2 separate regions of the Homo sapiens genome follow, and region 2 is linked to region 1. Evidence: chromatin loops called from intact Hi-C (ENCODE). Cell type or tissue: PC-3. All regions are shown on one strand. Each heading gives the region's core, and the rest is flanking DNA. Links, peaks and the distances in the headings are about the cores only.

Region 1 (6,064 bases), core at 1,228-5,227:
TTAAAGAAACCAATAAGAGATGAGTTACCCAGAACTAGCAACAGTAGTAAGCCTCATTACTCAGTTGTGAGGGGGAAGGTAGACTCTTTCCAGACCTTTGATAAAGGGGCTGCTCAAAAAAGCCACGACCTTGGGCCTCTGCTAAAACCATGGCTTTAAGTAAGGAGGGAGCAGATATATAAAAATCCTTATCCCTCTTTCTAATCTCTTATGTCCTGTGAGTGTCACCCATTGAGTAAACCCAAGTGGAAGTCAGCAGGAAAGTAGCTGGGATGATGCAGTCTTTACAGGTAAGCCTTTTGGAAGCACAGAACAATGGACAGAAGGGCAACTAATAGATCTACAGGGGTGCCCTGAAAGTGATCAGCAGAGAGACTTAGCTATTGATTTCAATCTCTCCCGTCCTCTCATTGGTATATTTAAGGTTATATATTTCCTTTTAAGTACTATTTTAGCTGCATTTCATAAATTATAAAATGAGGTAGTCCATTATTATTCATTGCCGAATATATTGTAAGTCCTATTAAGATTTCTTCTATAACCCATGAAGTATTTAGATGTATGTTTATTTCCATACATAAGCGGTTTTGTGTGTTTGGTATTTATTTCTAACTTAACCACATTGTGATCTGAGCTAGTGTGTCTGACACTAATTCCTGGGAAGTTTTTGAGACTTTATTTCCAGTCCAGTACATAACGATTCTCTCTGTGTTTGAAAAGATTGGGTGTTTTGGTTGTAGTATTCTGTGTATGTCAGTTAGTCCTCAATAGATCAAGCTTCTTATGATTTATTCAGATTTTCTATGTCTTTACTGATTTTTGTCTTGATCTGTCAATTACAGAGATAGGTGTATTGAAAACTGTCATTATGATATATTTTTTCATTTCTCTTGTTTTCTGTCAACCTTTGCTAATACATTTGAAAAATATTTTATTAGAAAGAATTTAGTCAGTATTTCTTCCTGGAGAATGCATCTCTTTAAAATATGTGCCGACCATCTTATCTTTTGTTTTTCTTTCTGTCTAAAAGTCTATCTTGATGGACAATAATGTAGCTCTACTAGCTTTATTTTGGTTAATATAATAGTGACATTTCTTTTCATCTTGGCTCTTTCATCTGGAATCACTTTTCTTCTGTAGGATGAACATTCATTACAAATTTCTTTAGTGAGAATCTGTTGGTCCATCTGTTAGGCATTTGAAAATGTCTTTACTTGTTCCTGTTTTTCAAAAATGTCTTTCTTTAACATGTAATTCTGAGTGAACATTTATTCCTCAAGGGAATTATTTTCCTCTTTACTCATTTCCAAGTTTTAAAGTGCAATTTTCCTTGCAATTTCTGGGAGTTTGGATAGGGGGATCACTGAGGGCTAAGTGTAGGTTGAACCATGGAAAATTGTTTTTCATAAGTCAAAAATAATCAAATATTGGCAATTTCTTATGGCTTAACCTTAATTGTCTACCCTTATGCTCAAATTGGATACCTTTGGGAAATCCTAGCTTTAGATAGAGGTGTTTGCTATAAGATCATCCATGTTGTTTGGGCTGTGGGTTTTGTCACCTGTCCTCCATATTCTATGAGGCCATGGAAACAGAAAATCAGTAACTTGACCAGGCAAATGACTTCAAGGTAAGAGCCAACTTTAATATTCAGTTTACTTCTTCTCGTTTTTATTTTGGCCTCTAACTATTCCTTGGTTTCTTGCAAGCTTATCAATATACTTAAAAGATATTTTGAATATTTTAGTGGCATCATTTAGTTTTCAGTGGGAGTGGTAATGGATGCAGTCTGCCATACTGCCAAAAAAAGAAGTGCTTCTCTTTGTCCTTTCTTCTCATACATTTTAAAATTGAGGTATATTCCACACAGCATAACATTCACTCATTTATTTATTTATTTATTTATTTATTTATTTATTTATTTATTTTGAGATGGAGTCTCGCTCTGTCACCCAGGCTGGAGTGCAGTGGTGCAATCTCGGCTCACTGCAACCTCTGCCTTCCGGGTCCAAGCGATTCTTCTGCCTCAGCCTCCCGAGTAGCTGGGACTACAGGTGCGCACCACCATGCCTGGCTAATTTTTGTTATTTTTAGTAGAGATGGGGGTTTCACTATGTTGGCCAGGCTGGTCTTGAACTCCTGACCTTGTAACCCACCTGCCTCAGCTTCCCAAAGTGCTGGGATTACAGGCGTGAGCCACCGCACCCAGCCACATTGACTGTTTTAAAGTATGCGATCCAGTGCTTTTTAGTGTATGCACAAAGTTACGTAAACATCACCATTATCTGAATGGAAAACAGTTTATCATCACCAGAAGAAACTGTACTTGTTAGCAATCACTCTCTATTTCCCCTTCCCCCAGTTCTTGGTAACCACTAGTTTACTTTCTGTTTTTATAGATTTGTCTATTCTGGACATTTAATATTAGTGGAACCACACAATACGTTGGTCTTTTGTCACTGGCTTCTTTTATTTAACATCATGTTTTCACAGTTCATCCGTGTTGTAGCATATATCATTAATCCATCCATTTTAATGGCTGGATAATATCCATTGTATGGAGACACCACATTTTGTGTATCCATTCCTCAGTTGATGGACATTTGGGTTTTTTCTACTTTTTGTCTTTTATGAATAATGTTGCTATGAACATTTGTAAACATGTTTTTATGCCAACCTATGTCTTCAATTCTCTTGGGTATGTACTTAGACATGGAATTGCTCACTCATCTGAGGTCATAAAAGGGTGTCTTAAGATAAATTTCTACATTCTAAAATTGGATTGCAAGGACTTGCTTGAGAGGTGATCTGTGGCCTTGATGACTTCAATCCCCCTGCCTTCCTTTCACCCACTTCAGCTTCCCCTCTTATCCCTGAATGTGCTGCTCCCTCTGCTGGGAACACTTTTCACATCCTCCTTTCACTTTACCAATTCCTGCTAATCTTTCAAGTCTCAGCTCATGTGTCATTGACACAAGGAAGTTTTCTTGACACCCCAGATGAGGTCAGGCACCTGCTTATGTGAATGATTTAGCATCCTCATTGTCTCTTTTTAGTTATTTTCTTTTACTATTAGTAATTTTACATTCGTAAGTGATTATTTGATTTTACATCTGTGTTCCTTGTTAGACTGTAAGATCCATAATGGCAGGGAAGATGCCTGTAGTTGTTCACCATTGTGTTTCTAGCACCCAGAACAGTCTTGGGAATTAGCAAGCTTTCAATAAGTATTTGATGAATAAATAGATGCAGTGAAAGCTGATTGTAAAGATGCTACATTAGTTTGCTAGAGCTGCAGTAACAAAGTGCCACACATTGGGTGGCTTAAATAACAGAAATTTATTGTCTTCACAATTCTGGAGGCTGGAAGTCCAAGATCAAGTTATCGACAGGTTTGGTTCCTTCTGAGAACTGTGAGGGAAGGATCTGTTCCGGAACTCTCTCCTTGGCTTGTAGATGGCCGTCTTCTCTTTTTCAATTCACATTGTCTTTCCTCTAAGCATGTCTCTGTATTCAAATTTTCCTTTTTTATGAGGAGGAGAGTCATATTGGTTTAGACCCCACCCTAATTATATTTTTACTTGATTTCCTCTGTAAAGGCCCTGTCTCCAAATAGTGTCACATTCTTAGGTACTGAAGGTTAGTACTTCTACACATGAATTTAGAGGGACACAATTCAACCCATAACAGATGGTTATAGACTACTGCCTTTAATGGCAACTGGAGTTTGAGGCTGAGAGGGATGGCAAGTTCATGACAGTGTGTGTTTCAAAGGAACAAGCGCCAAGAGGCACTTAGCTAGCAATTAGTAGATCCAGAATGCAAACTCTTTCACCTAAAACAGGTTTGCTTATTTCCATGTTTGGATCTTTACCTACTGTGGGATAATGCAACCCTTTGAACATACAGGATTTCAAACCATATAGGTCTAGGGAACTTTTCCCCATTTCTTACATAATCTATACGTAAAGGGTTTCATGGTAAAATATATTTAGGAAATGCTTCAGACACACTTGGCTTTCTTAGAGTGTTATAAGGCACATATACTAGAGACTCTGATAAATCTTGCAGTAAAGTGACTTCTTTAATCCAATATTTCTTGAATTTATTTATTTATTTTTACCAAGGAGTCCCCTCTCGGTGTTAACATGCTGTATCATTTGTCATTTATTATGTAATTTATTAACTTACTGAATCATTTGGTCAGATAGGTTTGGGAAATGCTAGGGTTTCTTCTGTGAGTGGGAGAGAGATGCTATCCCTGGTGACCACCTTTCCATCTTTCCTCTCCTTATAAGAGGGTAATTACCTCTCTATATCTCTCTCTTCCTGTTTACATGTCACATTTAGGTTTTGTATGAATATCAAAAGCCCTGGCTGTGGCTAATAGTTTTGGCTGCTGTCACAGAAGATGAGAAGGTGGCTGTGTTTACTGGTGTAAGTTTGTTTACACAGGAAATATGCAAAGAAACCCTCCCTCATTCCACTGCTCTTAGAAACACTGCAAGCCAAACATAAGATCTTTTCTGGGTCTCTAAGTGCCTCAGCGATGATTTGAGCAGTAGTCATGCATCTGTTGCAAGCTTTTCTTTGTTAAGATCCCAATTTTAAGAGAATCAACAGTATAAAATATCACACTTGAGTGGGAAGCTGATTTTAAAATGGCAGATGAGATAATAAGATCAGATTGATGTTAATTCCCTTACTGCGAATCCCACAGACTTTTGTGAGAATGGAGACCAGACTTATTCTAAGGCATCTGCTTCTTCCCACGTTCCTCCCACTTGAGACTGAGGAGGCAAATTGCTTGGGGAAACCCCTAGTCACGCAGCTGTAGCCTCTCTAGAGATGGATAAAGCAGCATGTAGGTGAATGGTATTAGGAAGCAAGTGAGTCACTGCATTTTGGCATCATAACTCACCACTGTCTGTGGCACAGCAGCAATAGCCATTTTCCTTAAGCAACATCTGGACGTGACTGCATGAAGTTACCCATGGGATAACAAGAAGGCTGAGGAAAGAACATGAATTCCCTGACCTTCATCCCAGGAGCTCAGTTTGTCTTTGTTTTAGCTCCAGAAGTACAGCTCTAATTAAAACCTCCATCAAGGAGGTGAGGCCTGGTCTAAAGGACCCCAGGAAGGCCACATTGGGCCAAGGAGCCAGTTAAGTTTAAGGAAGCTCGGGGGTGAGTTTGATGCCAGGAAACAGAGATAAGCTTGAATGAGCAGCCCTAAAGGGTTCTCTTAAGAAACATTCTCCAAAGTCCATTTGGCTTCTGTAATTCTGAGGTTCTTTATCCTAGAAATACATCAAGCCCTCTGCTAAGTGCTTTACCTACAGGTGTTTTTTAATCTGTAAAATAACTCCATGACACGTGTTCTGTAATTATACTTATTTTATAGGTTTTGAAACAGGTTCATAAAGGTAAAGCCACATGTCCAAGATCACGCATCACTAGGATTCACATCCAGATCTGTCTGACACCTGAACCCCTGCTCTGCATCACCATGTTGCCTAACTTCATGAGGGCGTGCAGCATGTTATGAATGGAAATGCGCTTTCACAATCATCTCCCTCCATCTCTACTATAACTGTGTTAGATAAGTTGAGTAGGTATTATTATTCCCTTAGTGCAGAAGAGGAAACTGAGGCATAGAGAGGCTAAGTGACTTGTCCCAGGTCCTGTAGTGATAGGTGGTCAGATCAAGGGCCCAAGTCATATCTTCTCCAAGTCCAGTTTCTTCCCACCCCATGCTGCTCTTTGAGGTCTGCTGTTTTATAGCCCCTGCTTCTCTAGCCTGAATGTGTGGTCAGGGTTTGTGGTGAATGTGAAATTGAGTCAGAACCCAGTTAATTATGGAGAGTACATCATAATGCCCTTAGGATGAAAAATTATCATTATTGTTGTTTTTAAACACAAGACTCACCTAAAAACTTCCCATGAACAAAATCTATAGTTTAGTTGGAAATATAATTGTTTCACTGACCTGTTTCTTAACGCTCCTCATTATAAACAACAGGAAAACTATATGTAATAAAACTTTGACAAAACTGTAAGTTGC
Region 2 (5,699 bases), core at 784-4,783, 52 kb before region 1:
TGACTCTAAGAATTGGAAGCTGGAGATAACATACTTTTTCCTTTTGAGATGAAATGATCTAACTTTCTCTGATTCTCTCTACGAGGAAATGCAGGCTTGGGTGAGGTGAATCCAGCTTTGGCTGACTGTACTGAGGCACTCAGGACTGAATGGGACTCAGGACTTTTTGTCTTTTAGACTGAACAGAGCTGACCTCTAGCTACTCCTCGGACTGTCATTACTTGCATAGAGCTAGCCCCCTCATGCTTCATGTGTGTAACAAAGCTGCTTTTCTCACAGTCAGGAGGCAAACATTGGCCTATTACTATTTCACCTTTAATACAGGCTTACAGAATGAACTTACAAAAATATGATGTAATCTCATTTTGTATAAATGTGTATCAAAGAAAAGACAGAATAGAGATGGGCCAATATTTTTAATGGTGATTTTTTTGGGGGGTTGATGGGATTATATGTGTTTTCATTTTCTTTCTTCTACTTTTCTCTACTTTCCAAATGTCTTATAATGAATAGATATTTTAATTAAAATCAGAAAACAAATTGTAAAATATCTAGCATTAACTTCATGATAATTCTCATTTGAGTGAGTATCAGAGTTATAGAAGGTAGGCCTAGAAAGCAATTCGCTTCATAACACTGTTCACCTGTCTTCACATGGGCCAACTTCTAAGCCATTGAAGAGAGAACTTTTTCTATCTTCTGCTCCAGTTTCTGACCCTGTCCCTCTCCGCTTTTGTTTGATATGTCTTATATTAAACAGATAACTTCTTGTAGTAGCATGAAAGTACAAGAAAACACAATAACTATTTAGAAAGTCCTGTTTGTCCTTAAGAACTTCTTAAATCAAACCAGGTCAATGGCCTATTAAACATATTCCACCACACTTAGAATAAAATCCAAAGCCCTCCATGGTATATAAGCTCTGCTTATATTTGGCTCCTATGACCTCTTCAACTCACCTCCCATCAGGCTTCTTTTGCTTACTCCATTCTAGCCACACTGATCCCTTATGTCTCAAACGAGCCACATGTGCTTCCACTTGATGCACTTTGCATTGACTGTTCCCTCTGAGGGAACACTCTTCCATCAGATGGGCTGATTCTCTCACTTCACCTCTTTGGATGGCTTTCCTTGAGCACCCCAGTTAAAAGAGCAGCTTCCCCAGCAATCTCTATCATACTGCAGCAGGACAAGCTGCACACAAAACCCCTCAGACACCGAGTTAAAGAAGAAAGGGCTTTATTCAGCTGGGAGCTTCGGCAAGACTCACGTCTCCAACAACCGAGATCCCCGAGTGAGCAATTCCTGTCCCTTTTAAGGGCTCACAACTCTAAGAAGGTCCGCGTGAGAGGGTCATGATCGATTGAGCAAGCAGGGGGTATGTGGCTGGGGGCTGCATGCACTGGTAATTACAATGGAACAGAACAGGACAGGGATTTTCACAGTGCTTTTCTATACAATGTCTATAATCTATAGATAAGATAACCGGTTAGGTCAGGGGTCAATCTTTAATTACCAGGCCCAGGGCCTGGCGCCGGGATGTCTGCCTGTGGATTTCATTTCTGCCTTTTAGTTTTTACTTCTTCTTTCTTTGGAGGCAGAAATTGGGTATAAGACAATGTGAGGGGTGGTCTCCTCCCTTACTCCCCCCACTTTGAAACTCTCACTCAATAGTGGGAGTTCTCACTTTCATTTTTGCTACCTGTGTCTTCTTGCAAGACAGAATGACAGTGATTCATATAGTACACTTGTGCTGAAGCACTTTGGTGAACTAAGGTAGTGATGAAGCTTTTTTTCATTTGAAGAAATGCATGTAGCAAACAAGGGAGCAGTAAGAAGGTTTCTATTACTATTATAACTCCTATTATAAGAGTTTTAAATCTCTTTAGCGCTGGGAATCATTTTCCAAACATGGCCCTAGGATCAAATCTATGCCACACTTGCATGGGCACATGTGTCAGTTTTGTCATATTTCTAACTATGTCTTCAACTACTTGCCCTTAATCATCTATGTGTAGACAGGAATTAGTAAGGTTAAATTTTCTGCAGACCCTTCCTTCAGCTGCTAGCAAGTAGTTGAGAGCCAATTTATTTTGATAGATAGCATTTCTTATCTGAGTTTCTTGCCAGGCCAGAATAGTCAAGGCTCTGCCGGTCTTATTAGTGATTATTTCTAAGACAGCTTGTAACCGTATCATTCAGTTGAGCATGTAAATATGGGTTCATGAGCCATCTTGTGCCCAAGTACCAGGCCAATAATATTGTATGATTCTCTCAGGAGGCCATTCATCATCTTTTTAATTTTTTATAGCTATGCTTCTTTTTTGAGGGAAACACAGACAGGGAAGCCCAGGAGTTCATCTGTCTTTATGTGTAGTAGGAAGAAAAATGGCTTAATAGTGCCAATAACACAACTACCTGCCCACTGGTTGGGCAATTTGGCATAAGGTCTATGCCCACATATCCAGTATAATCCAGTGGGGGCTGTCTAACGGGTGGGTCCACACAGTTTTCAACTTTGGGAATTTACTAAATGGATTTTTCTTAGTGTGGTTTGAGCTCCACTAGGTGGCTATTTTTGTAGTATTATTATAATACAGTTTTTGTCCAAAGCAGCTGAGTCTTCCCACAGGAATTGTGAAGTCCTTCCTTACTCTTGCTATACAGTATTGTCTAATGATTAAAGCTTTTAGGACCTAGAAGTTATCAGGGTGATTCTTTTTGGCCGGGAATTCATCAGGGACTGGGTCTGTAGGTACTAATTCTCGGGCTTCCCATGGCCATTGATCTCCCATTACAGTTCCTCTACATACATAACATGAAGTGACATTGAGAGACTGGGCTATGTGCTTAGCTAATTGCAAAAACAAATTTCTTGTTTTTCCTGGAATTTCTGGTACTGGCACATTTAGTTTATCATAGAAGGTTTGAAATACTGGCTCTGGAGAGTGTTTATAAACTTCTCCTCAAACCACAATATTTGCTTGAGGATCCAGTCCAGCCCCATTGATTCCTAGGGTTACATGCTCCCCTTTTTTCCAGCGAGGATTAAGGGGGTTGGTTATTACTAGTTCTAAGGGGTTACACTGACCACTGGTACAGGAAGGGCCACTTTTCCCTTTCTGAAGGTGGACAGGATCCTTTTTATTTTTTATCCAAGTAGCCTAAATGACACAAGACCAGTATCCACATTCATTTCCACACAGTTCTAATTCATGACATATGTACTTATTTTCTGCCATATAGCCTCTTTCCTAATTAAGAGAACCACATCCTATTCCTAACTTATTACTATTAATGACAGCACAGGCATCAAACTTCAAGGTGACTTGTTTGGGCACCCCTTTTTCTTTTGTTTTGGCTAACTCTTTACTCGTATCGTTTATGAGCCCCCACCAGTTCTTAGTCCTTAATCTTGTTTCAAAAACTGTGGTCATGGGAGGCTCAGATGGGTCATAACACACATCAGGTTGGTCATTTCCTGGGCTACATACCTTGCATAGAATAGCATTATACAAACAAGTTTCTTTTTTTTTTTTAGAGTCCTGGTACACTTATAATAATCATAAAATAATAGGACTGTAGCAATTTTTTTGTCCGACCTCAGTGACTTGATGTATACACTGGGAACAGTCCTCAGTCTGAGGAAGGTCAGTTGAAGTCCTTATTGTAAAAGTCCAAATTTTAAGGAAAATGAGTCCCGCGATGAGTTTTTTCATGCTTCGGCCATGTGTGGACCAGTCAGCTTCCGGGTGTGACTGGAGCAGGGCTTGTCATCTTCTTCAGAGTCACTTTGCAGGGGTTGGCAAAGCTGCTCCCGTCCACGTACTGCTCACAGTCTACTGATGTTTAAGAATGGTGTCGGAGGTTGGGCCTGCTAGAATAAACTGAGTCCAACACCTCTAGACAGTTATGTTCAACTGGGCTCTCTGATACCAGGAGCAAGGTGGCGAGGTTTAGGGTGTTGCAAACTTCAATGGTTATGCGGGGATTTTCACATAGCAAGCTTTGGTAGTTGGTTAATCTAGCATTTGTTAACCAATGGTGTCCTTTGGTAGTCATTAAAGTTACTACAGCATGGGGGGCCTTTATATTCAGGTTTTCCTAAGGGTTAGTTTATTTGCTTCTTGTGCTAACAGGCCGTTGCTGCCAGGGCCCTTAGACATGGGGGCTAGCCTTTGGAAACCCCGTCTAGTTGTTTTGAGAGATAGGCCGCTGGCCTTGGCCAGGGCCCCATAGTCTGGGTTAAAACTCTAACTGCCATTTTTTTTCTCTTTTTGACACATAGAGTGTAAAGTGTTTTGTCAGGTAAGGTAGCCCCAGGGCTGGGGCTGACATGAGGTTTTCTTTTAACTTGTGAAAAGCTTGTTGCTGTTGGTTGTAATAGATGTAGTTTATTCAATCTACATTTTTATTAACTGTCACCTACCAAAATATTGACTCAAATCCTGCAGCTATTTGATTTCAAGCTTTAAATTGATATGGTATTCCCTGAGGGACTCCAGTTGCATCTAAATAGACGTGAGAGTCAAAAGATCCATAAAGGGCTTCTCTCTCGCTTTACGATGTCTTATTTTTCCTCCCTCTGGTTTTTGAAATGCCAGGGTGAAAGGGATAGCCAATTGGACTAAAGTATAAGTGCCACTCCAGTTATTCAGCAGAGTGTGCCCAGGAAAGGTCCACCACAATACCACCACACATCCGCTCGGGGATGAACAAGGGCTGACTGACTGATAAGCTCTTGAAACTTTTTAAGCTCACTGCATCCCTTCAGGTCTCCAAGGAATGCTAAGTTTCCTCCCTGTCATGAGAGACACGAAATGAACGTAGTGTTGGGAGACGGAGGCTGGATGGCCCTCAGCGGCTGACCCACAGGGTGCCAGATTTTGGGACATAGCAGAGAGAGCTTGGCACGACTTATTACTCCAGGCTGTAGAATCCTGGAAAAGAGCTACTATGCAGCCCATGCCTGGTTGACTGGAGGACCACCTTAGTGGAAAGGGGACAATCTGGGCCTCTGGCCTGCCACGCGCACAAGCATAACAATTGCTTTTGTTTAACGTGCAGATGAAATATTTGATCCATTCCAACCAGGCATTTGCATCTTGGTATCCTGTTTTAATTGCCAAAGTTTGTTTTAAGTCTTTAACTTCTATGATCCTCTAGTAAAATGAATGTATTTTGGGAAATTACAAAAGCCGGTTTGGGCAGTCCATCCTTGCTCTTTAGTGGTCCACAGAATGTTGGACCAACTATGGCATAAAAGCTCTATGTTGAGGAGCAAACTCCTGGTTGACACTGGAGTCTTTATCAAAATTTCCCTAGATTAAAACGTCCTAATTTACTAATGCCCAGTCTGAGGAGAGTCAGGAGGGACAGAGGTACTTTTCTGAAGTAGAGATCTGTCTTTGACTTGGCAAGTCCCCACAGGATATAACAAGGCAAGCATTAAATGCAATAGTTGGAGGCAAAATTGACTTGGTTATGTTAATAACCAGATGGTCAACAATAGAGCAAGGAAAGAAGAGTAATAGAAGAGATGAAAGAGTTAAATTTTTCTTAGCTTTAGTTTGGTAGGGTTTTCCCCTGGGACTATGGCCCACGACTCTGGAGGGGGTGGCACTTTGACTCGGGTGTGATGAGTTCATCCCTTTTCCGCTGTACGAACAGCAGTCTCGGTAGTTAGCAGCACAAAGTAG

The links. A loop is a pair of places that touch in the nucleus more often than their neighbours do. Peaks named below come from ENCODE experiments on the same cell type or tissue, not always from the same donor. Only the 100,000 strongest peaks of a DNase experiment are listed, where the experiment ranks them.
Region 2: it touches region 1 in a loop (2.9-fold over the local background); 8 of 110 quality-filtered maps call a loop at or near these places.

What each region holds. Positions count from the first base shown.
Region 1 is chr3:132,254,010-132,260,073 of GRCh38, reverse strand. No RefSeq gene overlaps it. Among named protein-coding and RNA genes, the nearest start is that of TRC-GCA9-1, 25 kb to the right of the region's middle. In PC-3, for the core only: a CTCF peak has its summit at 2,895 (motif pointing left); DNase peaks (open chromatin) are centred at 2,883, 4,493 and 4,893; H3K4me3 peaks cover 883 bases; H3K27ac peaks cover 1,448 bases.
Region 2 is chr3:132,305,896-132,311,594 of GRCh38, reverse strand. No RefSeq gene overlaps it. Among named protein-coding and RNA genes, the nearest start is that of ACP3, 8.7 kb to the left of the region's middle. In PC-3, for the core only: a CTCF peak has its summit at 2,546; no DNase peak of the experiment used is centred there.